2 separate regions of the Homo sapiens genome follow, and region 1 is linked to region 2. Evidence: read pairs that join two places in POLR2A ChIA-PET (ENCODE). Cell type or tissue: MCF 10A. All regions are shown on one strand. Links, peaks and the distances in the headings refer to the core of each region. The heading gives the core; the rest is flanking DNA.

Region 1 (16,579 bases), core at 8,905-11,404, 700 kb before region 2:
CTGGAAATGAATATGGAGATGTTTGTACAACATTAATAATGTACTTAATGCCACTGAATTTTACTTAAAAATTTTAAAAGGAGGCCAGGTGCAGTGGCTCCTGACTGTAATCCCAGAACTTTGGGAGGCTGAGACAGGCGGATGGCTTGAGCCCAGGAGTTCAAGACCAGCCCGGGCAACATGGTGAGACCCCATTCTCTTCAAAAAAAAAAAAAAAAAAAATTAGCCAGTCATGGTGGTGTGTGCCTGTGGTCCCAGCTACTCAGGAGGCTAAGGTGGGAGGCACTTGAGCCTGGGAGGCAGAGGCTGCAGTGAGCCATGATTGTGCCACTGCACTCCAGCCTGGGTGAGAGAGTGGGACCCCCCCCTCATAACATAAACATGGGAAAAATGATGAATTTTGTGTTATGTATACTCTGCTACAATTCTTAAAAATGGGCAAACATCAGTGAAGCCACTTGTACAGCAATGAAAACAAGGAATGAAATGCGCCTCACCTGAGAGCCAGCGTGTAGCATCCTGGTTGCCGCTGGCTTTCTCTAAGGATGTAGGCACCCTCCACGCCTCCAAGAAGCTCATCCGCCTGCTCCCGAGAGATGATCCCATGAAACCTGAAGGTACAAGACCATCAATGCTCTGAACAGACCACATACAGAATAAGGACCACAAAGAACTAGCCTTAAAAGGATGGTGGGGGCACCCAGAATCGACAGCCCCACAACTGAGTGAAGAAGGGGGGTGACTACTGCCCATCTTAAGTGACTTGGAACCACCCCTCACATGCTCCAAACACAAGTATTCAAGCAGGCAAACAAAAGGAAGGATGCCCAGTCCACCTGGCTTTCTGCTATTGTCTTTGCTTTCAAGTTGAAAATGAAAGTTGAAACAAAAAGCCAGGTTACTCAACCACCGCCCCCCCCCCCCCTTTTTTTTAACCATGGGAAATAACAGAAGAGCAATTACCAATTTAGCTCTCAGCTCAGAGAACTATGTGTTATCCTAATTGCAAGTGGACATTTATTGATTAGCAACCTGCTTGCTTCAGGTGCAGGGTGGTGTTAATTTTAGAGGCTCATTTTCTGGAAAGAGGTAGCTATCATCAACATTCTTCCAGTTATTTACACTTGGAGAGCAATAGCTTATGGGTATTTTAGAAAATGTACCTATTTTTCTTTTTTAAAGATAAATTTATCTTCTCTACCATTTTAAAACCCATACACATGCATGTGGAAAATGTGGCATATCCGGGAGGGTTGTGTGCTGGCCCATGATCACTCTGATGTGGAGGCAGTTGTCTGAGGCCCAGAGAGTGGACAGTGACTCCACAGAGGAATAGGGAGAGGTAGGAGTTGGGTCAGGAACCAGCCCACGTTCCCTGTTGCCTTTAAGTAAATACAGCTGCTCCTCCCACAGGACTGGAGATTTGATCAACCAGTATTTCATGGAAAGTGGGGCAAGCTGGGTTGGGGAAATGAGGCAGTCCCAAGGGACTTCAAGCTTCTGGGAAAGGAGTAACACCCCTTTCTAGGATTATCCAACCTTGGAGAACTTTGGATAATAAATCAGAGAATAAATTTTCTGGACAGAGAAAAACACCTTTACTTTCTTGAAGAGGAGGAAAGGGAAGTAAGCTAGACAAATTTTCTTTTGTTTTGTATTTTCCTCAGGAATGCAAAGATTAAGTTAGAGTACAAATGCAGAAGGATAACATTTTTAAAAGTGCCTATCACAATATTTATTTCCTAATTCCCTCTATCCTTAAAAAGTAGACCTTCCAAGCTGAAGCTTCTGTCCAAGGAAAGTGAGGTCAGAAGCAGCCTGTGGCTTTGTGTTTCAAAATCGCTTCTTAAAGGTGTACGGCAGTGATGGCCTGGAAGAAAAAGGCTTTCTGGCTTCCCAAATTTTGATTTTAAATCTCAACAGCTGATGTCTGGAGGTCTTGGAGCAATGCTCTTCTGAGTGAGGATGAATGTTCTGTGAATCCCCGGTTCTGGTGGGAGGGACTGAGGCAGAGCCCAGTCTCAGGGGGTCTAACTGGCCCTGCATAGCAGGTGTGGATTGGAACCGGGAGGCCAGTTTATTGGGGCCTGGAGCAGAGGTGTTGGAGCTTTGATAGTGAGGTCACTGGACCTAGGAACTTTGCGGAGGAGCCTCCTGTGCAGCCTGAGCCAGGTTGGAGAGGATGGGACAGATGGCCTGGGCAAAGAGCCCTGGGGGCAGCCTTGCGGATGGGTTGGCGGGTGGGTTGGCAGTGAGTGTGGGGGTGGGTGTGGGGGGAGGGACATGCAGCAGGAGAGTGGGAGGGGCAGACAGCATTGCCAATATTCCAACACATAAGTAGAAAAGACAAAAGCTGGGATGTCGAAGACACAGCCCGTGGGCCAGAGTAACAATAGCAGGACAGGGCACGCAGAGGGACCTGCCCCAGGTCACTCCAGGAGAAGGGACAGGAAAAGGGGTAGTCTCTAAACAAGGCAGTTAACCCAAAAGCAGCTAGATTTTTTTTTTTTTTTTTTTTTTTTTTGGAGAGAGTCTCACTCTGTAGCCTAAGCTGGAGTGCAATGGCGCGATCTCAGCTCGCTCACTGCAACCTCCGCCTCCCAGGCTCAAGCAATGCTCCTGCCTCAGCCTCTCGAGTAGCTGGGACTACAGGCACACCCCACCATGCCCGGCAAATTTTTTGTATTTCAGTAGAGATGCGGGGAGTGGGGGCGGGTCTCACCATGTTGCCCGGAGTGGTCTCGAACTCCTGAACTCAGGCGATCAACCCGCCTCGGTCTCCCAAAGTGCTGGGATTACAGGTGTGAGCCACTGTGCCCAGTCAAAAGCAGCTAAGTCTTATGTTTCTTTTTTAATTCTTGATTTTGAGTATGCATACTTTTTCTATTTTTATTTTTAATTGATATATAATTATTGTACATATTTATGGAGAACATGTGATATTTTGATACATAAGTACAATGTATAATGATCAAATCAGGGTAATCAGGATGCCTGTCACCTCAAGCATTTATTGTTTATGTTAGGAACATTCGAAAGCCTCTCTTAGCTATTTTGGAATATATAATAAATTGTTTTAACTATAGTCACCTAGAACTTAAGTTTTAATTCACTTGAATTGGCAAGTTTAAGTGATTGACAGCGTCAAACAGTGTCAATAACTAAATTAAATTCAATCATTCAAAAGAAGAAAATGACAATTTTGTGCACCTGAAGACCAGTCTGTGGCTTGTCATCCCCTTTATGCATCATTTTTAAAAGTCCAAATATCTCCAACCTATAATATCTAATATATTTGTATGACTGCAACTTGGTAAGAAAAAAGCAAGCATGCACAAAGACCAGAAAGAGATGAAGAGAAAAGGTTAGCAATGATTCTCTTTCATGGTAGAACTATGGGTATTTTCCCTCTTCTATTTTCCTTTATTTTCTAATTTTCCAAGTTAATTGGTATTAATTTATTAATTTTTTTTTGTACAAGGTCTCACTCTGTTGCCCAGGCTGGAGTGCAATGGTTCAGTTGACCTTCTGGGCTCAAGTGATCCTCCCACCTCCCACCTGTGGTCCTGAGTAGCTGGGACCATAGGCATGTGCCACCATGCCTAGGTAATATTTGTATTTCTTGTAGAGATGAGGTCTTCCCATGTTGCTCAGGCTGGTCTTAATCTCCTGAGCACAAGTGATCTGCCTTCCCTGGCCTCCCAAAGTGCTGGGACTACAGGCGTGAGCCACTGTGCCCAGCCATAATTTATTTTTAGAAACAGAAGTAATACCTGTGCACAGCAGAAAATTCCAATTTCAAAAGTTGAAGGTATAAAAGAACTAAAAATGCAAAATTCCTCTCTCCCTAAAGGTATCCATTGTCAATAGTTTCTTGTGATTCCTTCTAGGAATAAATGTGTATGTGCGTTTCCTGAATGAAGCATGTATTACTTTTTAAGTGGAAGAAAAAAACACCCTTCATTTTTTAAAAAAATAAAGGGAAACACAGAATCTGAAGGTTTTAGGCTAATTACCATCTAATAAAAGATGTTCCTTTTGGTAGTTAAGAAAACACTTCTTTAGTCTCAAGACTCTCATATGTTTTACATGAATTGGGGGTAAGAAGATGAGAATTAAAAAGTTATTTGACAAAACTTTTCTGCAAAAAGAAAATGCATAATAAACAGCTCCTTTTAGAATTCACATGCAAAAGTGTATATGGTAGGTTTTCATTTTCTTCTATTTTTTTAAATTAATTGTGCTATCTTCAAGGAAAAAACAAATAAGCATACTGAGGAAAAAAAGCCATACTACAACATAGATTAGACAGTAGGGGCATGGGGTAGAGAGGAGCGGAGGCCAGTGCCCCCAGGCAGGCATTCCAGAGGTGCTGGTCAAATTCCCAGGGTGCTGCGAGGAAGGTTCTGAAATGCAGCTGTGGCAATTAGGAAGGTGCACGGGGCTGGGACCCCTAAGAGGGTCATTAATCATGAAGATGAGGCTCTGACGGGTAAGGGAATAAGAGGAAGGTTTGAGATTGGCTGTGAGAGCTTGGAAGGTAGACTCAAAAGAGACGTTGCCTCACAACGCCTCCAGGTTGGACTTGGGAAGAAAAGTGATTGATGCATCTCCTCTCCCCTGGCCCGTTCTGCCTGCCCTCTGTGTTGTGCTGTACACACCATAGGCTTAGACTGCGAATTATTTTTATGGTCATGCGTATTTGCTGGGCAGTAGGTTTTGGAAAAAGTGAAACAAAACAAGAGTTGAAATTAAGAGAAAAATGGAAAGGGGAGTATTAAGGCAATTTGGCTACTACACCCGAGCCAAGAGATATCATCATTTGGGTTTTATGAGACTGCAGAGAAGTGGGATGCCTATCCTGACCACCGCACCGAGGTACACGAAAGTCAGGAACTCACATACAGTGTACCATCTTGGACACACCAAACGTTTCTATTGTGTTGAGGTAGAAAGTGAAATGAAACACTAACAGAGAGCCTCCATTATGAAAAATGCTGCCTTCCGTTTCAAGTACTTGCCAGGCACTCAGTAGCTCTTTTGTGGAGGGAAAAGTAGCGCAAAATGCTCTACCTCCCACATTAATGGAAACCAAGCACTTGACTACTATAAAAAATATTAATTCAAAGGAGTCTGATTGCATTTATTATCATTAAACTCTTGCACAATAGACATATGATGATGACCATATATTAGAAAATTTGTAATATTTAAATGACACATGAAATGACTACTTATTAAATTATTAAAACAAAGAATAGTATAATACATACTCTCTTCCATAATATTTTGGTCTGTTTTCCACCTATATTAAAAAGAAAAAAAAATTAATAATGCATTTGAATTCAAATCAGCTAGATAAAAATGCTATTCAAATAAACAGAACTAGGGTCCTGGTAGTAATTTTATTACAGATTGTATCCTCCAAATCAGAGATCCATGAAGCTATGGAGTTATAATCAGCACATTCCAGTATCAGGTAGGAATGACCTAGAATCAATCATTAGGCTCATTTCCCACCCAAACCCAATCATCCAATAAGAGAATTTTCAACAAAAACAAAGCGATGCTTATTTTAATATTAAGGAATTTGTAAGGATATTATAAGGCTTCATCCTGAAGGATAAAACAACTACTCTGTCATGAATAAAACATAAGCATTTATTTTACTCTGTGCCTAATTGTTTTTATTATGTATTTATAATTAAAACAAGAAGTCTACCTGGATTAAAAAATAAAGCAGACTTAACTTGATCATGTTCTAAATAAAATCAATATTTTAACATTCTTATTTTTTCAACATGTGGCTAATGGGCTGAAATTCATTTGACACCAGAGGTGCAGGCTACAGGGGACAAGATTTATGACTTGACTAAAACACAAACATTCCAGAAAGGATCTTTCAATCACAGCTTTAGCCTTGAGGTTATCACATCTGATTTTTCTCACATACATGATCATCTGCTTTCATAAGAGCTTTGTTTTCACATGTTTATGATGTTGGAGTTGGTGAGAAAGTGACATGATTTCTCATGCTCGGCCTTTGTTCTTCTCTCCTAACTCCAGGGACACTCAAAACATTGTAGAGCCACATTAAGTTATGGGTTTTTATGAATGGTTCTATGTATGACAGCAAGTTTATGTTTATTCACTGTTGTAGGATACGAGCTTGGCAGCTGTTTTATTCACAGTCATTTCTTCCTAGAGTCAAATGGACAGTTTTCACAGCAGGGCTCAGAGACAGGCACAGTAGCAGGATTTCATGATATGGGGCAGTTTCCTGGCCTAGCTCCATCCTCCAAGGGATGCAGATCTGAATAGGTAACAGGACACTAGGAGCTAGGGGAAGAGGCTCAGAAAGGCGGAGCTGGGGCTTTGGGGACCACACTCACAATGCTGCCTAGGACAAGCCTCGCTGGTACAAAACTTATCATCTAGACACTTCTAAATATGTGTTCACTCTCCTGTGCATTTTACACCTGAGAATTACTCAACCAAGCAGGACATCCATAACTTAATCTTCAAGGTTCAAAGCCTGCTCGGTGTCATTTGTGAAGGAAGATTTAAATAATATCATTAATAGAAGCAGAAAGTGTGTAAAAAGGCACCTGGTTATCTGATATCCTTTCTATAAATGATGTGTGCCATTATTCTACAGGCTGGTAAGCTTTTTAATGAGAATTGAATATGTTGTCATTTATATCAGTCTTTCGGCTTTCAAAGTTCTTTTTTAGTTTTATAATATTATAGACATGTGACTGTAAAACCAACATGCCAGAGAAGAAATTTAGAACTAGAAAAGCCAATGAAAGTTGAGGATATATAATGGCAAAATCTCCATTCTTTGAGAGGCGATATTCCAAAATTTGAAGTGATTCTCTACATATGAGGACGATTTTTAAATTTCCATCTTTTTGGCTGAACCGTAGCACAAGTTTGCAAAATCTGGGTGTAGCTCTCAACCCTATTCCCTTCCTGTATCTTCTTATTTCCCTAAAAGAGAAAGAGTTACTAATCTAACTTCCCAGATGAGCCACATGGTAATACTACTAACTCTTGGCATGCAGGTAAACAGTTAATAGATGCTGAATTTAATTGATTCTTAACAAGACAACAAATTGCTTTCAGTTCATCAACCAATGATAAAAATACACAGCACCCTTATGTTCTGGGCTCTAGGCTCAGGCCAGCCATGTGCATGAAGTAATGACCTTGCAGGTGCAGAGAGGAAAGGTATGAGGCGCTCAGGGGTGTTCTGCACTTGCAGCAGAGGGAAACGCTTAAGGAGAAATCTAACATAGACCCCCAAAGAGGGAAGCTGATATTTAGGGTGCCTTGAAAGATGCCAGATAAGATTCTGCCCAGAAGAGAGTTTGATCCAATTGAGGGACAAATCTTCTGAAAATGAAAACCACTAGAAAATAAAAGAAGAGCCCTGAATTGTGTGGGACAGGCATGGAAGAGGGCCATGGAATACGTCCCAAATATTGCATGAGATATATACTAATACATGATTCCTTGTATATCTGAAATTTAAATTTAACTAGGCATCCTGGTCCCTCCTTCCCTCTCTCCCTTCCTCTCTTCTCCCCTCCCTTCCTCCCTTCTACCCTCCCTTCCCCTCCCCTCCCCTCCCCTCCCTTCCTCTTCCCTTCCCTTCCTACCTCCCTCCCTCTCTCCTTTTCTCCCTCTCTTCCCCACTCTCTCTTTCTTTCCTAAATCTGGCAACCCTATGTAGGGGATAGGAAAGACAGAAGTAAGAGAGAGTAAAGATAGAGGATGTGGTTGGCCATCTGATAACTGCTTCTACTGGTTGAGGGCCATTTTGATAGCAATCCAATCTCTCCTTCCTTTTTTGTCTCTGAAGCTCGTAAAGAAAATATATGTGTCCTTGTTAATGTCAAAGAGAGAGAGAGAGGCTGGGATCAAAAAAACAAAATCCTCTTCTTTTTGTAAACTTTTTACTCACAGGAGTCTAAACACAGTCTCTATTTCTATACTTCACTAAGCTTTAAACCAGTAAAGAGCTTAATGTTTAAGTTAAATGGTGCTATACAAATCATACAACGTCTACATTTCTTCAAGGTGGATAATACTGGATCCTCAGATCCAGAAAGAATAGGTGGCTGGGGGCTAGGGCTCCCAGGGACAAAGGTCTGCCAAGAGACTAAGAACCTCCGTGCTGTGCCCCCAGCAGTGCCTTAGAGAAGCCTGACTCACTCCCTGGGCAAGGCTCCGTGTTGGCCATCAGTGGAAACCAGGACCCACCTGTGAAACTGAATTTAATTAAAGAAACTGTAACTCAATTTCTGTTTCCAATTGTATGAGATTCTCTTCAGTAGGTGTGAAGGCGACAGGATAGTTGATAAATAAAAAGTAAGGCAACTCAGAAATTCTTCTTGCATTCTCATTGAAAACTATGTTTGTTAAAATCAGGCAACTTAATAAAAAAATTTAGGCAGTCACATGGATTCAGAAAGGAATGGAAAATGCAATATATCATGACAAGAATGAAGACTGGTTCTGGAGCTTCCCTGCCACTGTGACTATCCTAGGACAGCAGCTGCAGCTGGTCAATCCATCACCTGGTGAACCTGGCCTTTGTGAGTAGGACTGACGGCTGTCGGATCGGCCATGTCTGCTCTTGGGATTTAGTGCTCTGACTCCAAGAAGTGAAAGCAGCTCATTCTTTTTAAGAGAAAGAAAATATGTAGTCGTGTTACACGGATTACTAGTTCTTCTAATACTGGGTCCTTAGATGATCCAGCTGGCTCAAAAAGGAACACCTCTCTTTACAGAGGGAGAGCACCAAGTAGGAGGTCATTGAGTGAGAAAACACATGAAATGGGTCCTTCCCAAGGCACAGAGGGTTTCACTGTATATGGTGTGACCATGCAGAATGGTGGCTGATTCTTTTTTTTTTTTTTTTTGAGACAGTGTCTCGCTCTGTTGCCCAGGCTGGAGTGCAGTGGGGCAATCTCAGCTCACTACAACCTCCACCTCCCGGATTCAAATGATTCTCCTGTCTCAGCCTCCTGAGTAGCTGGGATTACAGGCGCATACCACCGTGCCTGGCTAATTTTTGTATTTTAGTAGAGACGGGGGTTTCACCATGTTGCCCAGGCTGGTCTCGAACTCCTGAGCTCAGGCAATCTGCCCAACTCAGCCTCCCAAAGTGCTAGGATTACAGGCATGAGCCACCGTGCCTGGCCGGCTGATTCTTTTTAAAAATAAAACTGAACATTTTATTCTAAATAAGCATCATCTACAAGAGAATAGTCACCCCAAGGAGGCACAATACATGCCACTTATATCCCTGTTGACCAGAACATTTTTGGAATTTCTGTTTTGGAACTACCTTAATATATACCACCCTTTCTTGTGAATATCCTTAAAGGTACACTTCTCAAAATGACCAGTGTGGACTGGTCATTCAAAACAGAAACTTCAAGATGCTTGTTGAAGACTGCAGACAGCATCCCCATCTCGAACCAGCTGAACCAAAATTACTGAGGGTAGAGGTATGACGTGTAATTTAATCAAGCCCCCTAGATGATTTTAAAGCATATACTAAAGTCAGAATCACTGTATGTAGAAATATACATACATTTACTTTTTTGAGAATGGATTTGAGAGTGCATGTTATTTCAGCAAACCGGCATAAGTTATTTGGAGCCAAGACCAGTAAGTAAACGGGGTGAGTGACCAAACTAGGAAAAACATTCGAGACAAAAACGAGGCATGATCATAAGAGAATAAGATTTTCATTGTGACTTGCTCTGAAGGAATTTTAGAAGAGACGTTCCCAGCACGCTCTGAGCAACGGGAATATTAGAAGAGACATTCCCAACACTCTCTGAGCTATGGGAATTTTAGAAGAGACGTTCCCAACATGCTCTGAGCAATGGGAATTTTAGAAGAGACGTTCCCAACACGCTCTGAGCAATGGGAACTTGGCAGAAATGAAAGCAGAGCTTCCCAAGGTGACTGAAGGGAAGGGACCAGGCCCATGTAACAGATGTGTTAAAATAACATCCATGTTATGACTTTATAGTTACATCTCAAGTATAATTAAATTGTTAGCACTGTGACTACTGGAGATGGGCTCAGTCCTGTCCCTACTATCCACAGTCCACACACCGTGCTCCTATATATATGAGGCCATGCGAATGTTATGTTTTCAGCCCAATGGTCTCATCATCCTATGTTCATCCTCTGCACTCATCAAACCAGATGAGGCCATAAGTGTGTGCCCTCTAATATGTCTATCATTTTTACGTGGTCTTATTTTAAGATCCTGAATTATCTTTCAAATGAGCCAGATCACATGTGGGTTAAGACGGCAGGCTCTGGACTCAAACTGCCTAGGTTTGAGGCCAGATCTGTGGGAATTTAAGCAAGTTACCTATTTCTATACTCCTCAGTTTTCTTATCTTTAAAATGAGAATGATAATAAAAGTACCTGTCTCATGGGGTTGTTGTAAGAGTAAATGAATAAATATGTGTAATATGCTTGCAACAGTGCCTGGCGCAGACAGCCAGTCAGTTGCTATGAGCTATCACCGGGATCCTGAGAAGGTCTCCTCTGTATAGAAGGAAGGGTTAGGCCCATCCCTTGCTGTGTTCTTAGAGCTCCTTTTACATGTCTCCATTAGAAAACTTATCTCACCATATTTTAAATATTTATTTGCCATTTTTTTCCTAACTGTTCTGTGGAGCAGCAATTTTGTCTTCATCATTCACCTATTTCCAGGATTTCTGCCAATATCTGTCACAGAGTAAATGCAGCTACCCCTTGTTATCTGAGTCTCACCCATTCCTAAAAAATGTATAGCGCAGCAAAGCTTCAAACAGCAAGAGTCTATATTCCATTACTTTACACAGAAAACAAAATTCATTTTTAGAGAATGCAAAAATATCCATTTTCCAAATATTACTAAAATGCTCCTAAATAATTACCTGACAATCTAATAGCAATCTTTTCACAATATAAAACACTTAAAAAACAATTACCTAATTGTTTAACACTTAATGCAGTAATGAGTAGGTATATTTGTGTGCAGTCTACAGCTGAATAAATAGGAATTTCATTAGCCTTCTACACTGAGCATGTATTATAATAAAAATAAATAATGCAGTGATATTACCAAAGATTCGAAAGTTACTATCTAATTGGACCTGAGTTGGTAGTGCTCCTAGGGTCCTGGCCTAAACAAATACTGAAGGGCTAAACCCTCAGGGAAAAGGTAGGGAAATTACAGATATAATGTGCTATATGTTTAAACAGGATCAGGAGAACACAGATATGAGAGAAGCCCACCCTTTGTCTTTCAGCACCCTGCTACTCAGAGTGTGATCACGGGGCCAGCAGTATTGGCATCATCTTGGAATTTGCTAGAAATGTGGGATCTGCAATTCTAAGGGGATTCATAGATACATTAAAGTTTGAGAAGCTGCCACACATGAGAGAACGTGTCATAGCTGGTTTCTAATTGGGAATGGCTTTTAGCAAGTCCCAATAGCAAATATTCAAATAGTGAGTATTCGGAAAACAAGAGTGCCTGTCCTCATTGCATGTTTGCAGAATGAGACACAGAATATGCATGTGGACCCTTGCTCATCAATCCAGTTACTGTGGGACTCTGAGTAGATTATTACACTCCTTTGCATCTCATTTTTCTCAATTTTCAGTAAAACTGGGGTTATAAAAATGAGCTATTTTAATAAGGCTGTTTCACAGATTAGATGAGATACCCACATGTGAGACTTGGACCATCGTGGCAATAGGTTCTCATTTATTGAGTGGCTACTCTGTGCCAGGCAGAGTCCTGAGGGTTTCTCTCCTTTTGTCTCATTTAAGTCTCTAAACAATGCTCCAAGGTAAGTGAGTGCTGTTATTTTAAAGAGAACCACTAAATAGCATGAGGTCACAGAGCTAGTTAAGTGGCTGAGCCTAGATGGGGACCACCCCTAAGTACTGTGCTTCACTCCTTCTCCAGTAGATACTAATCAGCGCTAATGCCTTTGTTGGCTCTCAAAATTTACAGTTTGACTAAATACATTAGATTATCTGAATGGTCTTCAGTTTTCTTTGCTAGGACTCGAGACCTTAAAATCTCTCTTGAATGAACTGAATTCCATCAATGAATTGGCAAATGTGAACTTCGGAAAAATTTGCCTAGGATGGAGTGACATTTGGGGTCTCTCAAATATTTCCCTGTGATTTGGATTCACGTGTATTCCCAAACTACCTGGTTTATTTCCCAATGTATTTTTCAATTTTAAGGAAGACTTCTCAGTATTTTGCCAAGCTCCAAAGAACAGTAGGGTGACAGCTGCACAGTGAGAGACAGAAAGCATAATCCTTAAATGAGTTTGCTTTATAGTCAGATTATCATTGCCTAGATAAACACAAGTTCCTTTATGTTCAACACAAAGACATTTACAGAATATTGTGAGTCCTCTGTAAACAAGGTTTCCAATTATTGAAAGAACAAAGCTTTTGTAATCCCTCCGCAGCTGGTATATGTTAAGTTTTTACTTAATAGAAATAATTTAAAAACCCGACTTAGCAGCCTCCTACACAGGGCAGCTAGATTGCCGGATTTTCTGAGAGATGGATCAAGTAGGGGAGAAAAGGCTTTTGATGGGGGGATTTGTGCTGGTGATACTGGGGCAATTTCATCCACAAAAAATAAATACAGATAATTCCTTTTTAATTAGAAATCAAAGATTCCCCCACTGAAAAGGAGAGAAAGAAAATGCAAGTACTGAAATTTACACTCTTGTAGTCAAAGTGCAGAGCATAGAATGAAAATTGAGCAGACTCTAAAATCTCCCATTTCTTTCCATTTAGAATCTAAGGCCTAATTTTTTCCTCATGGCATTTCTTTAACACTTCTGGAAATCGAATAGGGCACTGATGAGGTGAATTCCTTCCTGTATTGATTAGAATGTACTATAAATGTCCACTGGTCAGTCTTTCTGTAATAAATCTCCTTAAAAGGTGACCAATTGCTTTGCTAAGTTCTGTACATACACACAAGTTGGATACTTTAGCAACCTGATCAAAACATTCTGTGAACTTACAGATGCAAACAAGTAGATCAGCTTAGGGGTGCTCGAGACAAAAGCAGTTCCCAATCATTTGGTTTATTTTCTGGCTTCACTTCTGCCCCCAAAATTTTCCAGAAATTATGATTATCAGTGATAATATTAGAGCAAACAAACATAAAATATTTTCTTTAGGCCAGTGGTTCTCAACTGGGAGGGGAGGTGATTCTGCTCCTCAAGGGACATTTGTCAAAGTCTGAGGAAATCTCGTCACATTGTTCTCTGCTCAAAATTCCCCACTGGTTCCCCAGTGCCACGTGGTCAAACCTACACAACTCAGCGGGACCTTCCCAGATCCCCCTACTTAAAAGTGGGACCTCCTGTCCTTAGCATACCAGGTCCCTCTTCTTTGGCTTATTTTTTGCCTCATGACAGTTTTGACTGTCAGGACTCGGGGGAGGGTATTCCTGGCCTCTAGTGGGTAGAATCCAGGATGTTAATAAACATCACACAGTACATGTGACAACCCCCTACAACAAACAATTATCCCCCTAAAAGGTCAATAGTGCCAAGGTCAATAAACCCTGCTTTAGACTGGAAGAACTTTGAATTGTTAAGTATTCCCAAGGAAGAATATTAGAAACATTTTTTTTAACCAAAAATGCAAATAAGCAACAAAAACTTTAAATACATTAAGTAAAATGGAGTAAAAGGAAGGCAGAAGGAAATATTTGCTTTTGATAATGCTGATAATTTATAAAGGTAGCTTTTAAGAAAAAACAGTACTGGTGAGAGACCTCCAACTACTTAAGGAAATATATCAGATGAATACAAAATGGAACAGACTAAAATGTCAGTAAGATTAATAAGGGAACCTCCTCCCTCCCTGGAAAAATTTTAAACGAGGTTAAACTACAAAAAACACTAAAGAAGAAATTTATTTCTTGGGAGTGATCAGCCATGCTATGCATACATGTGAATTAATGTTTGAATTCCTTACTGCTATGGGACTCCACACCTCACAGCATGTAGCTTTGAAATTTTGCCCTGATTGCTGGGTTGGAAACAAAACTTCCACCACTCACAGCTTTCCCAGGTCACAGAAGATTTCTCAGGAAGGAGTGGCTAAAGCACTGTCTAATGGCTGTCCAGTACGGGGCTCAGAGAAGTCATGTTTTCTCAGGGTTCATTACATAAGCACTACACACAATAAGTATTAATATCATAACAGAGGAAGGCAAATTGACAAAATTATTTATATTTATATTTTAAAAGTAATGCAAGGGCAACTACACCCAGACACACTCATACAAATACCCATGACTCGTGCATTGAGCCCTTTTGCTACTGGTTCTGATCTTCACCCAGTTCAGTCCTATTGACCTTGACCCAGAACTCCACTAAGGGGAGGGCCAGGAGGAGCAGAGGAGGAGCCAACATTTAACAAGTGCCTTCAGTGTGGGTATTTCAGGTCTCCCAACAAGCAAGTCACATGGAGACTGTCATTCCCATTTTGCAGTCGGGAAAAAGAAGGCCTGTATGGTTAACATTACTTGAAGATCATGCAGAGGCAGGGAGATGAGATCCAAACCAAGGTCTAATTGACTCCAAAGCCCATAATCTTTTCCTACACCAAAAGGAAGGGAAATTGCTCAAGGATAACAGATATAATGTACTTATAGAGAACACTGACTCTGCTGTTACAGATGGGTTGATATGAAAATTGTTAAAACCCTAAAACATGGCCATTCTGGAGACCTGGGTAGACTGATTAGTACTCATCACACTCATCACACCTAATGGCTCAGCCTCCTTTGCTCTTCACCCCTGTGAATGCTACCATCCAGCGTATCACCCACTCAATGCCCAAGCTAGAAATCATAATCTCTGACTCCTCCCTCTTCCCAACCCCACTTGCAATCTGCCACGAAGTCTTCTTCATTGTATGCAATTCCTTAATTGCTCTTAAAACGGTCCCTTTCTCTCCAAGTCCACTGGGCTATCTACTCATCTAGACTACGAAAGTAGTCTCTTTACTGGTCTCCCTATATCCTTTTATCACCTTCCAATCTGTCATTCACACTTAAGTCAGAAAATGCAAGTCTTGTCACATTGCTCTCAGCTTAGAATTCTTCACTGTTTCCCCACTGCTGCATGGTCAAACATACACAACTCAGTCGGACCTTCCCAGACCACCCTCCTTAAAAGTGGTAACTCCCCTCCTTGGCATACTCCATCCTTCTTTTCTGGAATATTTTTTCCCCATGACATTTATCATCATCTGATATACTATATATTTTACTTATGTGTTATGATGATCAATTTTATGTGTCAACTTGTGGGGGCCACGGGATTCCCAGATATCTGACAAACATTATTTCTGGTTGTGTCTGGGACGGTGTTTCTCCAAGAGATTAGCCTTTGACTCAATGACTGAGTAAAGAAGATGGCCCTCCCCAGTGTGTGTCAGTACTATCCTGTCCATTGAGGGCCTGAATAAAACAAAGAGGCAGAGGAAGGTTGTATTCATGCTCCCTCTTCCTGACTGCTAGAGCAGGAACACCGATCTTCTCCTGCCCTTGGTATTCTTGGTTCTTAGACCTTCAGACCCAGACTGGAATCAACACCATCAGCTCGAGAGCTCTCAGGCCTTCCAACTACACCACCTGCAACACACACATACGCACACACACACATACACACACATACAATTGGTTCTATTTCTCTGAAGAACTCTGATGAATACATTTTTTTGCCAATATCTTCCATTCAAATGGAAACTATATAAGGGCAAAGATTACTGTGCTTTGCTTACTGCTATATCTCTAGAGTCTAAAACAGTCCTGGCCCTTCCCAAGGGCTCAATACGTATTTACTGGATGAACACATGAATAGCATCTAGGATCTTCCCTGGATGGTCCTTGCTTGTGTGTCCAGAATATGTTCTTACTGACACACATGCTCTTGCCCCACGACATCCTCACCCCTCAGTTCTTCATGTTCCTCATACATAGCTTCTGTAGTTTCTGAAGCACACCCTCGGCTGCTCATACTTCTAGGATATTATTTGGTGGGGTTATGTCCTCTGCCTGGAATTCTAATATTTGTTCTTCAGTCTCTCTATGCCTTAGCCTGGCAAAATCTCACTGATTTAATTTAAAAGTAAGAGCTGAAATGCTGCCATCCTGGGGAAGTCTCCTGCCTCTGAACTTTATAAAAGGCCTGAGTTAGGGCCGTGGCGATCTTACTGGGATTGGGATTGTTGGCTTTTATGAGCTCTCAATGTGAGCTCCTTGAGGGAAGGGCTCCTGTTTCTTCACCTCTGCTGTCCCAGCATATTGCTCACGGTGTTCACAGAGCTCAGCCTCATGGCATAACACAATAAGTGAAAGGCAGGTTTGCTTATGCTCCCAGATCCCTTTCTGGGGCTCACTGAAATTTCAAAAGGGGTATCCATGGAAAGACTGGCATTGGTGGTAGCTCACACCTTGATGCTTTATGCTTCCAAGCTACGGGACAAAACTTG
Region 2 (16,579 bases), core at 8,112-10,611:
GATGTTCAAGAAGTCTTATGAGCTTCTCTTTTTATAAGTCTGAAAAGCCTTTCTTTTTGAGAACCCAGAAAATTGTATTTTACCAGCTGTAGGCCAAATGATTTGAGCTGTGTTAAAAATCAAGAACCTGCTGAATTTAGGAGGCAAACAGCAGACACAATGACATAAATAAACATCCACACGTGTCCACCTGCTCATACATCAACTGAAGACCTTTCTAACTCATTCCTTCCCTGAAGAAGTCTATCTCTTAAGGCCAAAGAACAAATGACAACGCTGAGGCAGAAAAGAACGATGGTCCTACAGCAAAAATCCCCATTGGTTCTGGAGATTCCCAATTGCGATTCCTAGCTCAGAATCCATGGAAATAAATCAGATTGCATTTTGTTAGATGAATCTATTACCTAAGAAATAAATTAATCATTGAAGGCCAGAACTAGATGGATGTCATGAAATTTCTAATCCAGTAGGATTTGGATTTTGTTGCAAGGACCTCTGGGAGGGGGTGGGGGTGACTTACGGGAGGAGATATGGACCAGTCAGGGATCTGTTTTCCATAATGGGCTTTTCCACAAGAGGATTTCTTAAAAAGTAGTCTGAGGGTACCCTCAGTTTGAAAACAAAATACCTTAATTTTATATGAGGACACAGAGTTTGGGGAAAGGAATCTAGGAGTTGGGACAAAACTTGAAATACAACCCAGGTCCCCTGATCCTTGCCCAGCATTCTGGTGGCCTTTCTATGATACCAGTGTGTTTCCAATGCTGACTGCACTTCATTAGGGGGCCAATTCATGAGAAATTGGTGAAATCAGCTTAATCTGACATTATCAGCATTTTAGAACAATAGATACATATCTAATATATCAGATATCCAAATAATGTTATACGCAGTAAAAATTAAGTATTATTCCATAAAAATTGTGTGTGTGTATATATAAATATGTATGTGTGCATATTATACACATAATCCAATGTACATATGTGTGTATATAAATATATACACATGTATATATTTCCATGGGTATATATACACACAAATATATATATGTGTGTATAACACATATACACACATATATGTGAAGTATATATACACATATATGTGTGTATGTAATGTGAGTATGTGTGTATATACATTACACATTACATACACACATATACGTATGTGTATATATACGTATGTGTATGTATACGTATACGTATGTGTATATATACGTATACGTATACGTATGTGTATATATATGTATATGTGTGTATGTAGTGTGTGTATATGTGTATACATGTGTACATATGTATATATGTGTAGGTGTATATATATGTGTACATATATATGCATATGTGTGAGTATACTGGGCTGTGATACAGAATATATTTCCCACTATTGCTCATATCAAAAAAATTTAAAAACTACTATACAGAAAACCACATTTTCTTCCCGGATGGTTCAGCCAATAGTGGTTTTCAATTTGCCTCATTAAAGATCACGTGGCTGGAAAAACCCTATAAGATCCTTCTCACTTCAGTAGAAGAAATGGTACAAAACACTGGCCCATTTCAAAGGGAGCTTAAATACACAGCTCAGAAGAAACGAATGAAGAAAAAGAGGAGGAGGAGGACAGATAACTCTTTGAGAAAAGAAAGGGTCATATCCATCTTCCTATGCTTTACAAATGGCAGGAAGGATTTCTGATTTGCATTCAGTGCATCCGCACAGCTGAAGATGCAGACATATGAGCCCCAGCATAGTTCCACAGTGCATTTTCCAAGCACTTAACAATCATTAATTAGTTAGAAACATCCTTTCAAGGTCGGGAGGCACAATAGTTCATCTCCACACAACAGAGCTTTGGAGGCTCCCAGGCAGCCGAATGGTACGGCACCTGGGTAATGACTGTGGGAAGACTAATTGGGTTAACTGGCTGTGAAGAATCTTGTGAAAATGCTGCTCCACTGCACTGTCAGATGTCAGAGAAGGCCAGCGTCCTTTGTGCCTAACAGCTGAAAGCTGCCTCCATGGGAAAGGATGCAAAGTCATTAAAACAACTATGAATTACCCTTTGCTCTCTTTTTTTTCAGAATCATAATGAAGTGACAAGTTTTCTGTGGTCACAAAGTGCTGGAGTCTCTTTGGGATTAAAGTGCAAAGTGGGGCTGTTTGGGAATTGTGGTCTAAAACTGTTCCCTAGGTGGGGAGGAAGAGGGAGGAAGCAGTGTGTTCAGAGCCCAGAGGTCACATCCTGCAGGTGGGTGGGTGCTGGTTCTGGGGCAGCTTCCAAGCTCTGTCCTCATCAGACATGCACTCAGTGTAGCCAGGGCTCAGGCATGGAGAGGGAGGAGAGAAGAGAGTGGTGGGAAGCAAAGAGCTGGACTCCAGGACATTTACCCCAATGCTATTAGGGCCCACAACTTCTGGCCCACTAACTAGACCCCAGTGGGGCTGATGGCTGGAGGCAAAAAGCAAGCTATCTTGTGGCCTCTGCACCCCTCTCTCCAGACCAGAGGGAGGAGTCTCTGCACAGCTGCCTGAATGATTTCCAGAGTCTCAAGGGCCTGCCTGTTGGTTGCTCCCTCCCACCCCACCATCCCCAGGAGTCAGAATTCAAAAAGGGACTGCAAAGCATTAGCCTGGGCAATATGACAGAATTCCTGGCACCAGGAAGCTCACTGGCCTGGCAGGGCAGAAATGTGCTCCTCACCGCCTTAGAGCTTGGTCTGGGCACTGACACCAATGGTTTTATGATATAGAATAACTCTCTTCACATTTTTGGATGGCTTCAGTTTCCCTCCCTCCCTCCTGTCTAGCTCTGTGGCCCAGGCTGTAGTGCAATGGTGCCATCATGACTCACTGCAGCCTGGAACTACCGGGCTCAAGTGATCCTCCTGCTTCAGTCTCCCAAGTGGCTGGGACCACAGGTGCATGATACCATGCCCGGCTAATTTTTTAATTTTTTTTGTAGAGATGGGGTCTCCCTACATTGCTCAGACTAGCCTCAAACTCTCGGGCTCAAGCTATTCTCCCATCTTGGCCTCCCGAATTGCATGCTGTGATTACAAGAGTTAGCCATTGTGCCTGGCCTTTGATTTCTTAATCTGTAAGGTGAACGGGTTGGGTTGAAACATCAATCTTTAGGTTCTGGCTTCATCAGTGCATTTAGAATTATAAGACTGGGTCAGGCTAAGTAGCTCACGCCTATAACCCTGGCTACTCAGGAGGCTGAGGTGGGAGGATTGCTAGAGTCCAGGAATCTGAGACTAGCCTGGGCTACATAGGGATACCCAGTCTCCACAAAAAAATTAAAAACATAGCCAATGTGTAGTGGTGTGCACCTGTAGCTCCAGCTACTTCAGGAGGCTGAGGCAGGAAGACCATTTGACCCCAAGAGTTCGAGGCTGCAGTGAGCTGTGATTGTGTCACTGGGTGACAAAGCGAGACCCTGTCGCTAAAGAAAAATTTTAAAAAAAGAATTATAAGATGATTATTCTACTACTAAGGAAGTTCTGGATGGTGAGAGCAAATTCAAATCAAATGACGTTCCCTGTGACCTGTACACGTCACAGGGAGCTTCCTGCTTGCCCTCAGAGGAAGGAAATGGCAAAAAGCAGCCATGTACTGAACTAGGGCAAGAGCTGAACTCAGAAAAATAATCTGGCTATAGAGAGGCCACTGCATGATCCATATTAGGGTGGATGCTGGTGAGAGCAAAACTAAAGGCGAAAATGCTACGCAAGAGCAATTTACAACTACATTTACACTAAATGGGTTTATTATAATTGCTGTTATTATGATTAATTTCAGAGGAATTAAATGGGATCAGTCCTTTATTGCAAAGTGTTGCTGAGCTGACGGAAGTGTTAGATAAATAAGAAGGTCAAGAAGAGGCAGATGCAAAAGAAGTTACTCTATGCCATCTAAAAAAGAAATCTACTACTTAACAAAAAGCGGTGAAAAAAGACCCTGCTCTTTTGATGTTGAAATAAACTACAGTACATTAAAGTGAGAGCTGAAACCTCGTTTTCTGACCAATGGCATGTACAGCCAGAAGTATGATTCTCTCTTCACCTCTCCACCCACTCATGACCTCACCTGCATTCTGTGACTTGGTTTACCTTTCTTGGAAGGAACTGTTACATGACAATATTTCTCTCTACATTATTAATGCCCAAAATATATTATTATCCAGACTTCCAAAGAAGTCAACTGGCTCCATTATTAAATAACTAACATTTGCTGAGCACTTACTATGCTAAGTGTATTATGCTCTTATGAATTCCATTTCATAAATGAAGTAACCGAGGCTCAGAAAGCTTCAATAGATTGTCAAAAATCACATAATTAGCAAATGGCAAAGCCAGAGTTTGCCCCCAGGTCTGTCTGACTCCAAAACAATCCACAGGGCCCAATCTCATCTGGCCATATTGATTACGAGTAATTAGGCTTCCCCTCTCTGCACAAAAGCTTGTTTTGCAGACATTTTTTTTCTTTTTTTTTTTTTAAGCAGTGATACAAGCCCCATTGAGGGCAGAGGGGCAGAGCCAAGTGGGCAGACAGGCCCAAAAGGCTGCAAGAGGGCCAGCTGGACTGTCTGCCGTGTCAGCACATGGGTGCAGCCCAACGTGACTTCAATTCAAGATCTTTGATTTGCAAAATAAAAAGTTGATGGACTCCTAAAACATAGTAATTCATGGTAGCCATTCCAGTTCACACAATGCAGTCTCCTGACCCTATTTTCCCGTTAAGACGAGTAATCAAATCTATGCATTAATAGATACCTTGACATTCACTGGGGGCCATATGATTGCTTTTTCTAGGCTTTGCTTTTTGGACACATCCAGTTCTATTTTAGTTATTCAGATGGAAAATAGAAAAAAAACCATAAAGCAGAATTCAGTTTTTTGGTACCATGTGAAGAGAGAGAAAGAAAGACTTTGTTGCTAGCTAGATGGGTCTTGGCTATTGTCTAACTACTGTCCCACTCTCCATAATAATTGCAAACTATTGATTAATTCTTCTTGGGTACAGCATTGCCTCATCAATCATTAAATGAGTTCTCTTGCCAGCGCAGGTACAGGAAGGAAAGATGTATGGACTTGTGTTAAAGTGTTTGCGTACTATGGAGTGGATTTTGGAGTGCTAAGTCAATTTCAGTTTTCAAAGGTGTGTAAGTCTTTAAGAAATTACTCTTGTTGTAACCCAAACTCATGAAATGCATGCCTCTTAAAGCACCCAGTCTTTTTTGTTGTTTTTTTTGAGATGGAGTTGCTCTCTCACCCAAGCTGTTGTGCAGTGGTGCGATCTCGGCTCACTGCAACCTCTGCCTCCCAGGTTCAAGAGATTCTCATGCCTCAGCTTCTGGAGTAGCTGGAATTACAGGCATGTGCCACCATGCCCGAGGTTGGCCTGGTTATCCTCAATTTACAGAGAAGATAGAAACTGTGGCACAGAGAGGTGAAGTGGTTTGTCAAAGTCACACAACCAGTAAGTAGAAGAGTGATTGAATCCAGGCCTTTTAAATCCCAAAGGCCATGCTCTTTTCAGGAGACCCCACCCTGCTTCTCTGATTAGTAGATGCCTGTATTTTTAGTAGAGACAGGGTTTCACCACATTGGCCAGGCTGGTCTTGAACTCCCGACCTCAAGTGATCTGCCTGCCTTGGCCTCCCAAAATGCTGGGATTACAGTCATGCGTCACCACCTCTGGCCACACCTCTAGCTGCAATCCAATGTAAAAGGAGTCCCCTTTGAAGGTCAGAATCCCAAAAAACCAAACAAAAAGGGAGCAGAAAGGAGAAGCCAGTGCTTTATTCCACAGCTGCTGCTTTTTTTTTTTTGGAGACGGAGTCTCGCTCTGTGATCCAGGCTGGAGTGCAGTGGCAGGATCTTGGCTCACTGCAACCTCTGCCTCCCAGGTTCAAGCAATTCTCCTGCCTCAGCCTCCTAAGTAGCTGGGACTACGTGCGCATGCCACCACGCCCAGCTAATTTGTTGTTTTTTTTTTTTTTTTGTATTTTAGTAGAGAGGGGGTTTCACCGTGTTGCCTAGGCTAGTTTCAAACTCCTGAGCTCTGGCAATCCACTCGCCTCGGCCTCCCAAAGTGCTGGGATTACAGGTGTGAGCCACCACGCCCAGCCACAGCTGCTTCTTTTTTAAGTAGAGTTCCAGATTGGCCCAGCCTATTTTCTGTCAGGCACATGACAGGGCTCATTCTCAGTCTACACTAATTTCTGCTTCTTAATGTTGACCTGGCCTTCCTGACCAATGCTTACTAAGTAAAATCTGAGACAATACTTCTTTCAAGCAGCTTGAGACACCATATGCCCTTTTGCAGCTTAGATTCGGGGATCCCAGCATGGAACTCTCAAGGTGCCTCTTGGACCCCAGAGATGTTGTCTAATTCCACTACCCGCCATCCTAACCCTTCCACTTGCCTCCTTGGAAGTCCCTTTCTCTCCAGTCTACAAAACATCCTTTTTTAACCACTAGAAAATATATGTGAGAGGGAGGCAGCAAGTTTAAATGGTAACTTCACCCAACTAAAGATAAGAATAACACACATATGCTATTGCAAATACAAACTTTTTTTTTTTTTTTTTTTTTGGAGACAGAGTCTTGCTCTGTCACCCAGGCTGGAGTGCAATGGCACAATCTCTACTCAATGCAACCTCTGCCTCCTGGGTTCAAGCAATTCTCTAGCCTCAGCTTCCCGAGTAGCTGAGATTACAGGCACCCGCCACCACACCCGGCTAAGTTTTGTAGTTTTAGTAGAGACAGGGTTTCACCATGTTGGCCAGGCTGCTCTTGAACTCCTGACCTCAGGTGATCCATCTGCCTTGGCCTCCCAAAGTGCTGGGATTACAGGCACAAGTCACCACGCCTGGCCTACAAACTTCTTTTATTCAAGCTAGGAATAGAATTCAGTTCTCATAACTGAATTCACTCACCTCCATCTCACTTTATTTTCTTGTTCACAGTGCCACAGGGCAGTAAGCATCCTTTCTTCCAAACTGTGATGTCCTGTGTCCTTCCCTCCACCCAGATCATGGGAAATTTGGCATTTTAATCGCTAGTATCCTCACCTCACTTTAGTCAGAATGGTCTTTTTACTTCTCTGTTTCTAGGACCTTGTGTGATCTCAAACCTGCTTGATTTCCTGAATTTAAAAAAAAGGCATAACAGAAGAAAGGCTAGAGAAAGAAGAAGGCTAAGTGATGCTGGGACAAGAAGCCCAGTTAGAGTCAGGGAGGCCGTACCTGCAGCAGGGACTGCTGCGAGGAGAATCCTATCCAACAGAATCCTCAACAACAGAAACCACCAAGATTTCCTCCCCACCATCCCACTATGTGCCAGGGGCCTTAAAACCTTATCTCCACCCCTCGCAATGGCTCCTCGAGGTCAGTCTGGTTATCCACAATTCACAGAGAAGGTAGGAACTGTGGCACAGTGAGGTGAAGTGGCTTGTCAAAGTCACACAGCCAGTAAGTAGAAGAGTGATTGAATCCAGGACTTTATAACCCCAAAGGCCATGCTCTTTTCAGGAGACCCCACCCTGCTTCTCTGACTGGCAATGCCTGCTTGATATTATCCCCATCCTTCCTGCTGTAAAAGGGCTCACCAAGGGAAACATGTGAGGGCGAGGAGGAAGAATGTGAGTTCAGCATCGACTATGGTGATGCTTAGGCATGGACAGCTGGCACTGTTCTGCTCTGTGTCTGGTGGGCAGAGGGAAGAGATTGATGCCTCTTCTGTTGCTTAGCAAAGCCATCTCTCCTCCTCCACCTGCTCACCTGTGGAGCACAGCCCCAGGGACCCCTGTGGAAGGCAAAGCCCATGGACAGGCCATGTCCAAGGGAAGGTAAAACACAGTCACTGTCACCAAGACTCCCCAACTGGGTATTTGATGACTTCCACTGACAGGCAAGGGCATTAGACCCCTTCCCTTACCAAGTCAGGATGGTGATGGAAAGTTTGTTGGTGATGGTGAGCTAGACCTAGAGTGAACTGGACTCCAATTGCCAGAACTTATATGTACTTGGGTAAGCCTGACTCTCAGTTTTTACATTGACAAAAACAACACACACACACACACACACACACACACACACACACACCAAATACAAGTAAAATGGGAGAATTCACAGCCCATAAACTTTTCTAAGAGATCCTGCACATCCTTCAGATTCATGAAATGGTGTCAAAAATGCAGCAGACACAGGCTTTTGTGCTTCAGTTGCTCGCAAGGAGCAGAACAGTATTTTTAATAAATTTATTCCCCCAAAGATTGCATGACTACTTGATAAGTTTCTATAATTTTAACATAAACTTGAGTTTTTAAAGGAGATTTAAGGCTGCATTTGAAAACCTTCAGAAATCATGAAAGGCAAAACTGTATGTGCTTGTTCATACAGGAACGCAGAACAGGATCAATGGATTGTAACAGTGTCCATATTTTGATTGTAGTAATGTACTACAACAGTTTTGCAAGATGTTACCATTGAGGGTAACTGGGCAAAGAATACATGGGAATCTCTCCATATTATTATTATTATTATTAAGACAGAGTCTCGCTTTGTCGCCCAGGCTGGAGTACAGTGGCTCGATCTCGGCTTACTGCAAGCTCCGCCTCCCAGGTTCACACCATTCTCCTGCCTCAGCCTCCTGAGTAGCTGGGGCTACAGGTGTCCGCCATCACTCCTGGCTAATTTTTTGTATTTTTAGTAGAGACGGGGTTTCACCATTTTAGCCAGGATGGTCTCGATCTCCTGACCCACCCACCTCGGCCTCCCAAAGTGCTGGGATTACAGGCGTGAGCCACTGCGCTCGGCCCTCTCCATATTATTTCTTATGAATGCATGTAAATGTATACTTATCTGAATAAAAATTTTTAATTAAAAACCAAAAATCAAAACAAAAACCATGAAACAGAACAAAATAGTCGTCAAACAGTGGAATTAATAATTTTTAGCCCTCTGGGTTACCGTGGGTAAGTGTAATGAGCTGAGATCATGTAAGTGCAACCTGGTATCACAGCCGGCATGGAGAGGCCACAGCCAGGCTAGTGCTCCTGGCCTTGTCTCTGTCAGTCACAAGCAGAGCATTACTGAATATGAGTGAACAATTCGGAGCCAAGTCGACATAAATTGTAATGCTCTAAAAAAAGAAATCATGCCCTCTTTATTCCTGAAGAGTCCCAAGCATACACTTGGCACTCATCAAACTATGCACAATGACTAATAATCTTCACCACTGGTTTCATTTTAGCTCTGGGTAATTTCTTCCCACAGATAGGCATAGTTAAGGTCCTTCCCTGTGCGCAATTGAGCTGGGCCATAAGTACATAACTACATACTTTACAATAAGGCTACTACCCCGGATACATAAATATATACTTTATAATAAGGCTACTACCCTGGAATTTGCCTGAAGAATAGGAGTATTGTCTGGAAAATTATCTAACAAGCACATACGGTTTTGCTTTTCATGATCTTTGAAGGTTTTCAAATGTAGCCTTAAATCTCCTTTAAAAACTTGAGTTTATGTTAAAAATACAGAAACTTATCAAGTAGTCATGCAATCTTTGGGGGAATAAATTCATTGAAAATACTGTTCTGCTCCATGTGAGCAACTGAAGCACAAGGGTCTGTGTCTGCTGCATTTTTGGCACCATTTCATGAATCTGAAGGATGTGCGGGATCTTTTAGAAAAGTTTCTGGGCAGGTGAATTCTCCCCCTTGTCTACTCTGCCACTCTTTTTGGCAGTCTCACCTAGGTAATTTATCTCATTGAGGTCTCCTCAAAGGTAGCATTTGAAAACTAAAAAGTTTACCATGTTTGTTTTTTTGCCAAAAAGCAAGAAGTAAACAAATAAAGATCAAACTTCAAAGTGGGGAAAGATATACTCCTGTCCATCCTCCCCCATTCATTTCAAGTACTAATTCATCCTGAATTTCAAATGTACTTTTCTCTGAAAAGCTATGCTAAATACTCTGTAGCAAACTTTTGTATAGAACATGGATATAAACATAGAACTTTCGAGTGGAAAGAGACTCCAGAGATCATCTAAGATTGGTTCCCCATGCGGGGAGGAGCTTCTAGCCCACCTTGCCCTTTCCTGCTCTTTAGAGTAGTGCCCAGATGGTTTAAGTGATTTGCTCAAGGTCAAGCATCAGAATCAACACTCAGGCCTCCTCACACATCATGCTACTTCCTCCAAAAATTACTTCTCCCCTCTGCTCCCCACTTCCACCTCTGCCCAAAAAAGGAGGAAAGAGAGAAGATCCATAAAGTCATAATGAATGATATCCAAAACATGCGTTAAATAAATAGACACCTTTCTGGTATGTGCCGCATGCCTCAATATGCATCCAGCTGTAGGATGATCACGTCTAAATAAGCCCAAGAGAAGTTTTGAAGTTCCCAGAATGAGAAAGTGTTTGCCCTCTTGTTTTAGTGGGTTTCAGTTTATTACTATCTAGTAATGCCGGATGGTGTCAGAAAGCACCCAACTCAGGCAGCATATCACAATACGAAATCTATTCTATGAAACAGAAATGTGGTAATAATTTTCAAAACATCAAAGTCTCTCTCTCTGAGTACACGAGATCCTTAAAACATTAAGAACACAATCCTTTGCCCCCTCTCCCTGTATTTCCTGTTAATTTCTTACTCTGAAATATTAACTGTTTCTAAGACAACTCAATCAAGAAGTCTTCATCATCGCCCCCTCACTACTGAAGCATATCATCTAAAAAATTAATTCAAGAACATAAAAGTCTTAAAGATAGCACCGGATTAATTAGCACGTGGAACAACAGAATGTCAACATGCTCAAGCAAATGCACAATTGCTGTTAACCTTCACTGAAATAATAGGGGAAAGGCTATAACTACTTTTGAGGATCATCATCTATTACTTTTAAAAGCTGCAGTATATTCTTAATAATAAATGGAACAGCACAATCATTCACTTTTCATACAACACACAGTTTTCCAGTCATTTACAATTCACCAGTTACACTCAAAAATCGCCCCCCCAACCCCCCAACCAACCACCACACCATCACTTCCACCTTTTATGAAAAGACAACAGTTTTAAGCCATTTAAAAAACAGAGAGAGAGAATCCTGGCAGAAAATAATACACAGCTGTGATAATATCGTGTTATTTTAAAATACCATAATATAGTTTTACTTTTAATAATAAAAGATAAAAAAGGAGCGTCTGTGAATAATTAGAGATTGCAGTCTGAAGCCGGTTACAGTCACTGCAATTGATAATAAACTGAAAACCCCTTGAGAGCAGGTAAATGCTTTGCAACCCTGACCCCCTCGCTCTCACATTACTTAACTACCCTTCGGTTCTTGCATTACATCACCATTCAAGCGATTGGTTCCTGCATTTTAACTCTCTCCCTGTCTCCTCCGATTAGGAGCGACACCGCAGCAAAGAAACTTCGCCCGAGTTTGCTCTTTCTCGCTTCGCTCTTTATTTGTGGCCCTTTTGCTCTGGTTGCTTTGGTTTGCTCTGCTTTTTTTTTTTTTTCTTTTTTCCTCCAACCCGGCCTCTGTTCAACTCATTCAGGTCTCTGTGCTAGAACAAAAACTCTGATCGAAGTGAAAAGAAATGCCTCTTCGGGCAAGAAGAGGAGCGGAGGGGCTGGGGAAAGAGGAGAAGGAAGAAGAGGAGAAACAAAGACGGGCAGAAAGGGAGAAGGGGGAGAAAATGAAGAGGAGGAGGAGGAGGACGAAGGCTCAAAAACAGAAGGCAGTAGGGGCAAAAAAAATCTATAAAATCAGGAGAAAAGAAAATAAAATTAAAAACAAACCTCATGGACATCACTGAGGCTGAATTCCCTCCTGAGGTGCAGAACATGAGAGCTCTGGAATGAGTGTGTGTAGAATTTGAGCCAAAGCTTAACTAGCTTGAGTGAGTCATATCCTTCCCATTTGATTCCAGGCCAAGCGATGATGTAATGTGCTGGCCCTTCTTTTGCGCCTAGCTCTGGCTCTCCCTCCGGCTGGGCTCTCGCTCACTTGCTCTCTTTCTCCTGGTCTCGCCCTCCTCCCCCTTCTCCTTTTTAGCTCAGTGCTAGTGAAGTCACCACTTAAATCTGGCAGAACTGAAGCAAAAACTTCAATGTAACCAAAACAGCCCCAGGCTGAGTTCCAGGCTCGGAGAGCCTTCGTGGTGCACTTGCCCTTAGAAACGGGTAAACAAAGGGGGAAACAGTGCCGCTGGGGATGGCCCTACAGCTGCCATCAGAGAGCTCCAAGAGGGACCCGGAGTTCTGCAGGCAGGGGTCAGCTGGTTCTGCTGGAAACAAAAAAAAAATACTGGTTAAAAAAAAAAAAAAAAAAGAGTGCCCTGTGTTTGGAGAAAGGGAAATAACATCAAGACACGTGTAGAGATGGGGAAGCAGGGAGTGAAAGATGGCAGGTTGGAAGGTCTGAGTGTGAAAAACTAACCTCAGTTAGCAGCTTGGGCTTTGGTTCAGAACCAGGTGACAGGGTTTCCATCGCCCAGGGCCCTTTTTTCCTGGAGCTGGATGGGATTTTCTGTTGCTGAATGCCAACCACCAGCCCTCCGGAGACTTCTCGCATCTGACCTCCCTGTCAGCGAGGGCAAAACCACTTCTGGTCCAAACACGTGCCCGTGTCTGGAGCCACCAAGGGCTGTGAAATCACAGTCACTTCTCCCTTGGCCCCTATGGGTCACCCTGTCAGGTGCTAAAGGAAAAAGACCCCAGCCACAAAACACAAAACTTGCCTTTCTGAGATTAGCACTCCACCCTCAGGTGAACCTTCCAAAGGAGAGGGAAGGAAGACAAGTTCTCCCTTAAAATGAAAGACAGGCTGTGCCCCCACAACTCAACTCGCTGGAGGGGGTGCTGGTGTGGGTGGGGCCGTCTGTGACTTTAAAGAGGAGAACAGACAGTATGTGTGTCTCTTTTTTAATTACAGAGTGAGGAAAAACAGCCTGGGGAGGTGGGGGCAGTCAAGCATGATCCTTCACAAATGACAGTGAAGCCTTTTTAATGGCTGAATTCTACCCCTCACTTCACACCTCCCCACTCAGGGCTCCACCACGACAATGACAACAGTCCAGACACTACTCTATTAGCAGGGCTTTTTAACCCCATCATCTCTCCGTTTTGCTATTTCTCCCCACACTTCATGTTTCCTTCAAAAAGAAAAAAGTAACATGAAAATGGGAAGTTCGCTAGAATTTTTTTTAAATACCACAAAAGCAGAAGAAAGGCATGAAGCTGCAATTTTTTTTTCCTTTTCCAAAAATGACCATGGCTTGTGCTACAGTCTATTGCCCCTAATGCCTTTTGTGGCCAATGAATCAGGTAGATAAGACAAACATTGTCTCTGCACGTTGCAAAGCACAGAGGATCTTGACTTCTAAACTGTGTTTTTGGAGAAATCTCTCAGCTTATTAAAGACGTCCACTGATGGAGGTCAGGGATATTCATCTGAATCCCCTGGAATTTAAATCACAGCTTCAGGGAGTGTTGCCGTACTCAGGGTGAAGAGTTAAAAAGCAATATTTGCCCAAGGGTCTCCAGGACCCTGGGGGTTGGGGTGGGGAAGTGCTTTCTCCAGCAAGCTGCCCTTTGGCTTGACATCCTCAATTGATGCTGATGCCACAGTAGCTCCGAGTGACACCTTTATCAAGGCAGGCAGCTCTGAATTAGAGGTGATCAGCCATAATTACAGCTGGCGCCACTGAAGCCTGTGGCCTGACAGCGGCAAATGTGGTTGTTATAAAGTTTGGTCCACCATGTCAGTGGCCTGTATAACTCATTTACGTCTGACTTGCCAAGCAGACATTGATTTTTCTTCTGCTAAGGGGAATAAATAAAACAAAATTTTCAATAACTTCTACAAGCCTTTACACTTCAAGGCAGGTTGGCAAGATTTTGCATAAGCTACTTTTTCCTTTTTAAATGAGCCATTGACCATCTTGGTTAATATCAAGCTATGGACTTTCACTTTCCCTTCCCTACCCCCCAAATCTCCCCTCCCCACTTTAGTTTTCTTATTTAAATGTTTTATTTATGTTACTATTTTTGGTGCAAAATGGATATGTGGTAGAGTTTTCCAAATTTACATCTTTTTGTAAGCTCAATGGGAAAATGTTCTCTGTAGGATTTTCCTTATACCACATTAGAGGGCCGGGGTGAATCCACTAGATACCAGGCTTCTGCTGTTTTTCAGTGACATAGGCAAAAGGGACCCTGTGCTTTAAATAGAGGTGATGTAAAGATGGCTTTCCTGTGCCTTGCTTGGGAAGTAACAAAGGAGATGATAGCTTCAGCCAATGCCGGGCACGGATCTCAGATGAGACCCGCCAGCATCATTGCTTCTGCCAGGAGGAGTAAGAGAACAAGAGGTTTGAAGGTGGCCAGTGTGCCTCTGATCAGGGAGTGACATCGCCAATGGGTACAGTGTTTCTAAAACCCAGACAAATGCCAAGGACCCAGAAATGTCTGGGTCTGATGATGACGCCGTTAAGCCACCAACGTGCCAGAACACTTCGACATCCCAATAAAACAACTTTGGAGTGCTGGCCTGAATTGAAATCAATTTCAGAGTTCAAAGGTCTGCATATTTACATTTGCACTTGTTGTTCGGGACATAACTATTCCCTCCTGCCCCTTCCAAATCAGGCATTCCACTGGCTGCTGGGTGCCTCCCCACTTGAAAAGAAGCCCTACTTTCCCATTTTCCTTCCTGTGAGCAGCTAAAGAGAGACAAGATCCTGTTCCCAAAAAGAAATGCCCCTCTGACTCAAGAGATTCCTTTTTCACCCATTTGGCCTTCTCCCCTACCCCATGTCCTAGCTGCTCCTCTGAAGAAGGGGGGCTTCGTAGATAGAAGTCATAAGATGCTGTAATTCCAGAGGGAGGCTTCTTAGAAGTAGCCCCCGGCCAACAGGCTAGGTCTCCAGATTAGCTGGCTTGCTCAGGAATGCTTACAACACCCTCCTTTGCAGAGCGTGTCATCCTTGGGGAGAGGGTGGTGGGTACCGCGCAGCTGTTCGGTGTAACTCACTCACACACTCCCAGCCCCTGATGAAATGTTCGGCTCCGAAGAAGTGGAAACCTTTGAGATTTGAGCTCAGAGTTCAGAATGCTTTTGGACTCTTTCCAAATAACCCAATAGAAAAGGCACAACTTGGATTGCAGGGATGGAGGGGCTCAACAGCCAACTAGAGTAGACCTTTTGTGTGCCTGGGTGAATTTCTGAGCTCAAACACGTTATGAGAAACATAGCAAATATGAGAAACAATGGAGATCCTTCCTAGAGAGAGCTGGGGTTTCCCCCCCCCCCCACTTTTAGGTTTGAATTTATTCTCCTCAAGGAAAAGTATATCATCTTCTTTCAAATGTTGTTTTTAAAATTTAACCCAAGATTTCTACAGTCCCGGTGGAGTTTGAGGGGCCAGATAATTTCAGAGTTAAATAAGCTGTAATGACTATCACATGTACCCAGCCATAAACCTAGTATTAAAAATTATTCAGAAAAAAGTGGCATCTCTTCCTTTTTTAATTTACAATAACCATCCAGGTGGTTTTCTAAGTCCTCCTTTGCAAATTGCTTCCAGTGAACCCTCTGGTCACAGACCACTGCACACCCACATGGTGTCATTCAGCATTCCCTTCGACCTGGGTGTCCCGTGTTTTCACAGTGGACAGAGGATGAGGGGCCGCCTAGGTGACCTGGTGCAGCATGCATCCTGAACCATGTGCAGGCAGGATTCACTGGCTTAAATTGTCAGCCCTGCTGAAGTCAGCTCCAGGTGCTCCCAGAGAGAAGACAAGGGAGTGATCTGCCCTTGGTGACTCCTGTCGTGTAACTACTGCACCTCCTATACCCCAACCCTGGCACTAAGTACCCTTAGGCAATTCACTGGCCTTTCCTGTGTCAAAACCTATTTGTAATTCACGGATGTGGCAATGCTGAATGTGTCTCAAACAAAGGAATGAATTTATAATGGTGGAGGCATCAGGAAACCTTTGGGGGTGGATATTAAGAGGTCACAAGAGCCATTTGATTAGCCCTAAAATATTGTCATCAATTCTGCTTCCTATAGTGTTTTTTCTCTAACTTCTTAAAATGTGCAAGTCATTGTACCACTTAAACCTAAACCAATGTCTGAAAGACCGTTGACACTCCTGGAATATTTGTTGAATAAATGAATGAGTGAATGAATGAATACAATCCTCAGCTCAGGCATTATCTTTTCCATGGTCTCCTTGCTGGGCTACCAGACTGGGATAAGGGTGGCCATTACTCTGTGCTCCTTTGGCGTCCTGAAGCAGATTGTATCCCAGCAATAAGCCAGCTATGGAGAGGATCTCTTCATGCTTGTCTTCTTCAGCAGCCATTTGCTTCTCCAGGGCAGAGACTGTGCTATACATCTTCATTTCCCTAGCACCTAGCACCTGGCCCATACATAGTAGGTCCCTAAGAAATGTGACTGGGACTGGGCGTGGTGGCATACATCTATAGTCCTGCTACTGGGGCTGAGGTGGAGGATCACTTGAGCCCAGGAGTTCAAGACTACAGTGAGGCATGA

The links. ChIA-PET counts read pairs that join two places held together with the same protein. Peaks named below come from ENCODE experiments on the same cell type or tissue, not always from the same donor. Only the 100,000 strongest peaks of a DNase experiment are listed, where the experiment ranks them.
Region 1: POLR2A ChIA-PET joins it to region 2 with 5 read pairs; 2 of 35 experiments call an interaction of 5 or more read pairs at or near these places.

Annotation. Positions count from the first base shown.
Region 1 is chr7:29,382,405-29,398,983 of GRCh38, reverse strand. CHN2 (chimerin 2) reads right to left here. Exons shown (of 13, transcript NM_004067.4): 4 at 5,274-5,305; 5 at 498-611. Among named protein-coding and RNA genes, the nearest start is that of PRR15-DT, 170 kb to the left of the region's middle. In MCF 10A, for the core only: no CTCF peak of the experiment used is centred there; no DNase peak of the experiment used is centred there.
Region 2 is chr7:28,681,435-28,698,013 of GRCh38, reverse strand. The region is part of intron 5 of CREB5 (cAMP responsive element binding protein 5); the gene reads right to left. Among named protein-coding and RNA genes, the nearest start is that of TRIL, 270 kb to the left of the region's middle. RefSeq lists enhancers at 12,087-12,595, 12,812-12,861 and a silencer at 12,534-12,703. In MCF 10A, for the core only: no CTCF peak of the experiment used is centred there; a DNase peak (open chromatin) is centred at 9,223.